Regions from separate parts of the Homo sapiens genome. Here region 2 is linked to region 1. The links are chromatin contacts, found by Hi-C or POLR2A ChIA-PET in ENCODE. All regions are on one chromosome and are shown on one strand. Each heading gives the region's core, a stretch centred on a gene start or an enhancer-like site at or near the end of the contact. The rest is flanking DNA. Distances are from core to core; before and after follow the strand shown.

Region 1 (3,217 bases), core at 44-2,543:
TTTAGTAAGATTTGAGAGTTTAAGTTCTTTGCCTTTAAAAAATTTTTAATATGTTCTTATTTTGGTCACTATTGTGACCATTTTCATTTATAAGAGCTTATTACAAATAAAGAGAGGAGCCAGGTGCATGGCTCATGCCTGTAATCCCAGCACATTGGGAGGCTGAGGTAGGAGGATTGCTTGAGCCCAGGAGTTCCAGACCAGCCTGGGCAAAATAGCAAAACCCCATCTCTTAAAAAAAAAAAAAAAAATTTAAGAAAATACATTTTAAAATACACAGAGAAAATCTGTTTTTGTATGCTTATATACAACAAACATTGTAAATGCTTACTAAATCTCATGAATTATAGCAGGTTTTCACTAGAGTCTCGAGATGTTTAGAAATACAATTGGGACATTCACAAAAATAATTTGATCTTGTCTTTTTCAATGTTTGACTGATTCTTTTTTTGAAATTTTTGTTGTCTAGAAACTCCAATGTGGTGTTGAGTTATAATGGTAAAAGTAGGCCTCCCTGTCTATTATTAACTTTAGTGGAAATGGTTTTGGTATTTAGTTATTTAGAGTATTTTACTTGTTATTTGGTAAATAATCTCTATTTTATTTAAATAGGTTCTTTCCTGTTTTTCCAGGTTTAAAGAATGGCTGCTGAATTTCATCAAATGCCTTCTTAGCATCTTTTGATGTGATCATGAGTTACTCTTCTTTAAGCTGTTGACTAACCAATTGTGTGTATGAAGTTGACATTAAAACATGCTTGCCTCCTTGAAATAAACCCTATTTGGTCATATATGTTGTTGTTTTCATATAAGTCCTTGTTTCAGTTGCTAGTCTTTTATTTGGAGCTTTAGCATGCATATTCATAGATTAGTCTTACTGTTTTATTTAAGGGTCTCTACTTTCAACTTTTCTTTATTCCTTCATTTTAAGTGTGTTTCCTGTAAGCTGCCTATTTCTAGGTCTTCCAGGAAAGAAACTGGCTGGTAGTTTCTTTCAGTGGATATATTGGGTGTTCACTGGTTTTGTTTTATTATGTTCATTATTTTACTTCATTGTTTCTTTTCGTTTTTGCTGGATTGATGAAGTCATTATTCACTTCCTGTCTTTCTCATGTTAATGTGGGATTTCTACTGTGCGTTTCTCTTTCAAAATTATCTTCATTCATAATCAGATATCTTCCTGCTACTCTATGAAAAAACAGAATCACTCTAATCTTCACTAACCCCCTACCAACCTGAAACAAAAAAATGTGATTTTTAGAATACATTCACTTCCTGTGCCTCTCCAAAATAAGTGATGCTTAAAGATGCTGTTACTTTCCCTTTCCCCATTCTTTGTCTGCGTCTTTGGTTTTGCCGTTACAATTTAATTTCTATACTTTTAGACTACTTAAATTTCCATTTCAGGGTCTTATATCAATAATGTTAGTATTTTCCTCGCATATTTCCAGATAGTCTGTCATTATTTTGATAGAGAACCAGTCACATCAGTGTTTCTTAAGCATTTTGGCATTTTAAGTGGGACAATTCTTTGTCATGTAGAACTACCTCTCATGCATTTTGTGTCATGTAGAACTGCCTCCCCTCCCCTCCCCTCCCCTGGCCTCCCCTTGCCAGATGAGGACACAGCAAGAAGGGAGCTATCTGTAAGCCATAAAGAGAGCCTCACCAGAACTCAACCATGGTGGCATCTTGATCTTGGACTTCTAGCCTTCAGACTGAAAAATAAAATTTGTTTATTTAAGTCACCCAGTCTATCATATTTTGTTATGGAAGCCCAAGCTGACTGTATACAGACAGCAAAGGAAATCTTCCCAGAGGCCCTCCAACAGACTTCCCACATATCTCATTGGCCAGAATGTTGGCCTCCTCTACGTTTAAGGGATGTTGAGAAAAAGTATCTCACTTTTCTGCCTCTATAGGAAATAACAAATTCCAGCCAACAAATTCTCTCTGCCACAACTGTCTTTAGTCCTTCATTCCTATTTTGCAATTTCCCTGTTAAAATAATTAATTGGGAGCCATTAGGCTGAGACACCTCCAGCACCTTGGGTTCTTATGTAAGCACAATGTACACAGTAAAATGAAACTTAACCAATCAGAAACTGCCAACTAACCTCTAATTAGGGACTGTCCACTTTAACCAAGCAGTTATTTTCCTCATCTTGCTTCGTTGAATACTGTATTAGTCACGGTTCTTTTAGAGGGACAGAACTAGTAAGATATATATATATATGTGTGTGTGTGTGTGTGTATACATATTATATATATATGGGAGTTTATTAAGTATTAATTCTTAAACTCACAAGGTCTCACAATAGGCCATCTGCCAGCTCAGGAGCAAGGAAAGCCAGTCCAAGTTCCAAAACTTGGAGTCTGATGTTTGAGGGCAGGAAGCATTCAGCATGGTTGAAAGATGTAGGCCGGGAAGCTAGGCCCATTTTGTCACTTCACATTTTTCTGCCTGTTTTATATTCGCTGGTGGCTGATTAGATGGTGCCCACCTGATTAAGGGTGGGTCTGCCTTTCCCTGCCCACTGACTCAAATGTTCATCTCCTTTGGCAACACCCTCTCAGACACACCCAGGATCAATATTGCATCCTTAATCCAATCAACTAGACACTCAATATTAACCATCACAAACACCTTATACCTTTTTACCTCCTCAGTGGAGTGCTGAACTGCTTGCAATCTGGTGATGCCTGATTTAGGAATTGCTGAATGCTCAAATAAACTCATTAAAATTTTTATGCACCTAAGTTCATCTTTTAATATCTCCCCCATCCTGATTATAAAAAGTAATAAATGTAATTTGTAGACCAAGTCCTAATATCCTGACTCTTGAAAACAGTGCTTCACCTACAGAATAGAAGAAAAATTTTGCAATCTATCCATCTGAGAAAGGTCTAGTATCTGGAATCTACAAGGAACTTAAACAAATTTACAAGAAAAAAACAACCCCATCAAAAAGTGGGCAAAAGATATGAACAGACACTTCTCAAAAGAAGACATTTATGCCACCAACAGACATAAAAAAAGGTCATCACTGGTCATTAGAGAAAAGCAAATCAAAACCACAATGAGATACCATCTCGCTCCAGTCAGAATGGCGATTATTAAAAAGTCAGGAAACAATAGATGCTGGAGAGGATATGGAGAAATAGGAACGCTTTTACACTGTTGGTGGGAGTGTAAACTGGTTCAATCATTGTGGAAG
Region 2 (3,135 bases), core at 93-2,592, 55 kb before region 1:
TGAATCTTTTAATGACTCTTCTTGTTGAGGTGTTAAAGTAAGTTACTTAAGTAAGGCTGTCTGTCTATCCCTGATGTGAAATTCGAAATCTGAAATGCTCCAAATTCTGAAACTTTTTGAGCACTGCCATGATATTTAAAGAAAATACGCATTGGAGCATTTTGGATTTTGGATTTTTGGATTGGGGGGTGCTGAACCAGTATAGTACAAATATTCCAAAATCCAAAATAATTTGAAATCCGAAATACTTCTAGTCCCAAGCATTTCGGGTAAGGGATAGTCACCTGTAGTGTATTATTTTGCTTTTATGTTGGAGCTTCCTATGAGAGGAAGAAACTGATTATACTTCTAAGTCCAGCTGACTTCTTCTTGCCCTTAGTGTTCAGTTGAAAATTACTTTCTAGAATGATTGGTAGGTTCATTTGCCCAAGAATCATTAAAAAATAGTTTTCTGGGCCAGGCGCAGTGGCTCACGCCTGTAATCCCAGCACTTTGGGAGGCCGAGGCGGGTGGATCACCTGAGGTCAGGAGTTTGAGACTAGCCTGGCTAACCTGGTGAAACCCCATCTCTACTAAAAATATGAAAATTAGCTGGGCATTGGGGCGGGTGCCTGAAATCCCAGCTACTCGGGAGGCTGAGGTAGGAGAATCACTTGAACCTGGGAGGCAGAGGTTGCAGTGAGCCAAGATGACGCCATTGCACTCCAGCCTGGGCGACAGAGCGAGACTCTGTCTCAAAAAAAAAAAAAAAAAAAAAAAAGTTTTCTGGTGCAGTGATAATATTGACAATAGTAACTTTATAACCATAGCACACAATAAATTTTTCATATGCCTTTACTTTTGCTTAAACCATGTAAATTTGCCATTACCTTCAGGGACTCTGTCATGGTACCAATGACACTTCTTTTCCTTTTTTTGTAGTAAATAAAAGATACTTATTTAGTCATTGAAGAATACAGTGGGTACCTAGTGACTGGCTTTTCTTTCAAGAAAACAAGTCTGGAAACCAAGGAGATGTTAAAGTGAAACAGGCCTTTATTCTGTCTTATTCCCTACTGAGCTTGTGTATCAAGTTACTCATATTTTAGGCAAGTCCACCAACATAGCTGCATCTACTGTGCCACACTGAGGTCTTTCTCTGAGGAATCACACATCTGCATAGATATAGTTGGTCATTTTAATTGTGAATCATATTGCAAGGGTACCGGAGATTGGTTTTTCTCCGAGGACAGCTGCACTGTTCCTTGTGTAACTTCCTTTACTTTAACGTGTGAGTCATAGCTCAGTGTATTATATGATACATGTGTGTACATTTTACCTAGCCTATTATATGAGTCACATGCTTGACTGTTCTCACAACTGAGTTGTCTCCTTCTTTAGTAGTGTGCTGGATAGTTCTGTTAGTGAGCATGAGTAAATGGAATCTTTCGGTTTCCTGGAGGTTTCTTTACCAGTAGTTTGACCTGTATGTTTTAGGATTTTATAATTCAGATTCAAAGGGTTCACTTTTAACAAATTAACAAAACTAGGTTGCAAATCTTGTCTAATTGAGTGAACATTTAAACGATTTTAAGGGTTCTCTCCATCTGTCTTCTACTCTACTCCCCCCCACCCCCCCCAAAAAAAAGAAGAATATGCTTAGGTTGAGAATCTGGTTAGATTCTGGCAAGCAAAAAGATTTTACCATACATCTTCCATGATTGCTATTGTTTTTATGAGTCTAGTAAGATTATAAGGCTACATTTTAACTTCAAAAACCTGAAGACATTTGGGGACCCAAAAGCCATCTAGTTTAATTTATTATTAAGACCTGATTGATGAAAATTAACATTTTTAATTGTTATGTCTTTCTGGGAAAATAAAGAATGTTTCTCCTATTGATAGATTATAGTTAAGTATATAAAAATGTTGTTTAAAATGATTTTTAATAGTATTATATTCAGAGGCCCAGGAAACAGTTTTCTAAACTGGATTGAAACTCAAATTATTAAAAACAGATTTCTGTTTATTATGATTCACTTTGGTTTACTCGGATCATTCATTCAACAAATATTGATCAAGTGCTTTCTATTTGCTGGGTTTTCTAGGTGAAGATACTTATTCTTCTGGTGCTTACATTCAACTAAGAGGATATAGTATGTCAGAAGGTGATAAATGCTATGGAAAGTAGAAAAAGTACAGAGTAAGGGAGATAGAGAGAGCTGGGGTCAGTGTGGGGTAGAGAAGGCAGGTTACAATTCAAAATAGAGTGGTTAGCTGGGTGCAGTGGCTCATGCCTGTAATCCCAGCACTTTGGGAGGCTGAGGTGGGAAGATTGCTTGAGCCCAGGAGTTTGAGACCAGCCTGGGCAACATAGTGAGACCTCATCTCTACAAAAAATTTTTTAAAAATTAGCCGGGCATGGTGGTACACACCTGTTGTCCCAGCTACTTGCAGGGCAGAGGTGGGAGGATCGCTTCAGCCCAGGAGGTCAAGGCTGCAGTGAGTTGAGATTGTGACAGTGCACCCCAGCTGGTTTGATAGAATGAGATTCTGCCTCAAAAATAAATGGATAAGTAAATAAATGCACACACACACACACACACACACACACACACATATAAATTAAAAACCCATGAAATATAGTGGCCATGATAAGCCCCATTGAGAAGATAACAATTGAGTAAAAGACGTGATGAGGGAATTGGCCATCTGGGGAAGAAGTGTTCAGGAAGAAGAAAGCCAGTGCAAATGCCTTAAGATAGTAGCAGCATCCCTGGCATGCCTGAGAAATTTAAGGGAGCCAGAGTGGCTAGAGCAGAGTGATTCTAGGGAGAATGTAGTAAGAAATGACCAGATCATGTTGAGCCATGTAGACCAGTGGTGAGATGGGGAGCCATGGGAGGGATTTGAGCAAGAAGGGTGACACGATCTTTTATTTTAAACCATCTTTGGCTGCTACATTGAGAATAGACTACACAGGGAAACCAGTGTTGATAATAGACATGGGGAAGGGGGAACAATTATTGCAGTAATCCTAGCAAGAGATCATAGTGATCAGAGTAGTAGTAGATGTGCTGAGAAGCCAGATTCTGAATATTTGTGAAGGTAGAGAAAATAGTTTTCCCTGATATATTTTATGTGGAGTGGGAAAGA

The links. A loop is a pair of places that touch in the nucleus more often than their neighbours do. ChIA-PET counts read pairs that join two places held with the same protein, here RNA polymerase II (POLR2A). Pooled maps may share reads with other maps.
Region 2: a pooled map shows a loop between it and region 1 (2.1-fold over the local background). The contact joins two enhancer-like sites. A Hi-C loop is called at or near these places in 1 of 168 maps with a recorded cell type or tissue (heart right ventricle) and 1 of 50 pooled maps. POLR2A ChIA-PET finds 5 or more read pairs at or near these places in 6 of 52 experiments (A549, HEK293, MCF 10A and 3 more).

The regions. Positions count from the first base shown.
Region 1 is chr2:36,833,312-36,836,528 of GRCh38, reverse strand. No RefSeq gene overlaps it. Among named protein-coding and RNA genes, the nearest start is that of STRN, 130 kb to the left of the region's middle. Within about 2 kb of position 1,293, at least 2 of the 41 ENCODE cell types and tissues checked have a DNase peak (open chromatin) inside an H3K27ac peak, as active enhancers do.
Region 2 is chr2:36,888,103-36,891,237 of GRCh38, reverse strand. The region is part of intron 7 of STRN (striatin); the gene reads left to right. Among named protein-coding and RNA genes, the nearest start is that of STRN, 77 kb to the left of the region's middle. Within about 2 kb of position 1,342, at least 7 of the 41 ENCODE cell types and tissues checked have a DNase peak (open chromatin) inside an H3K27ac peak, as active enhancers do.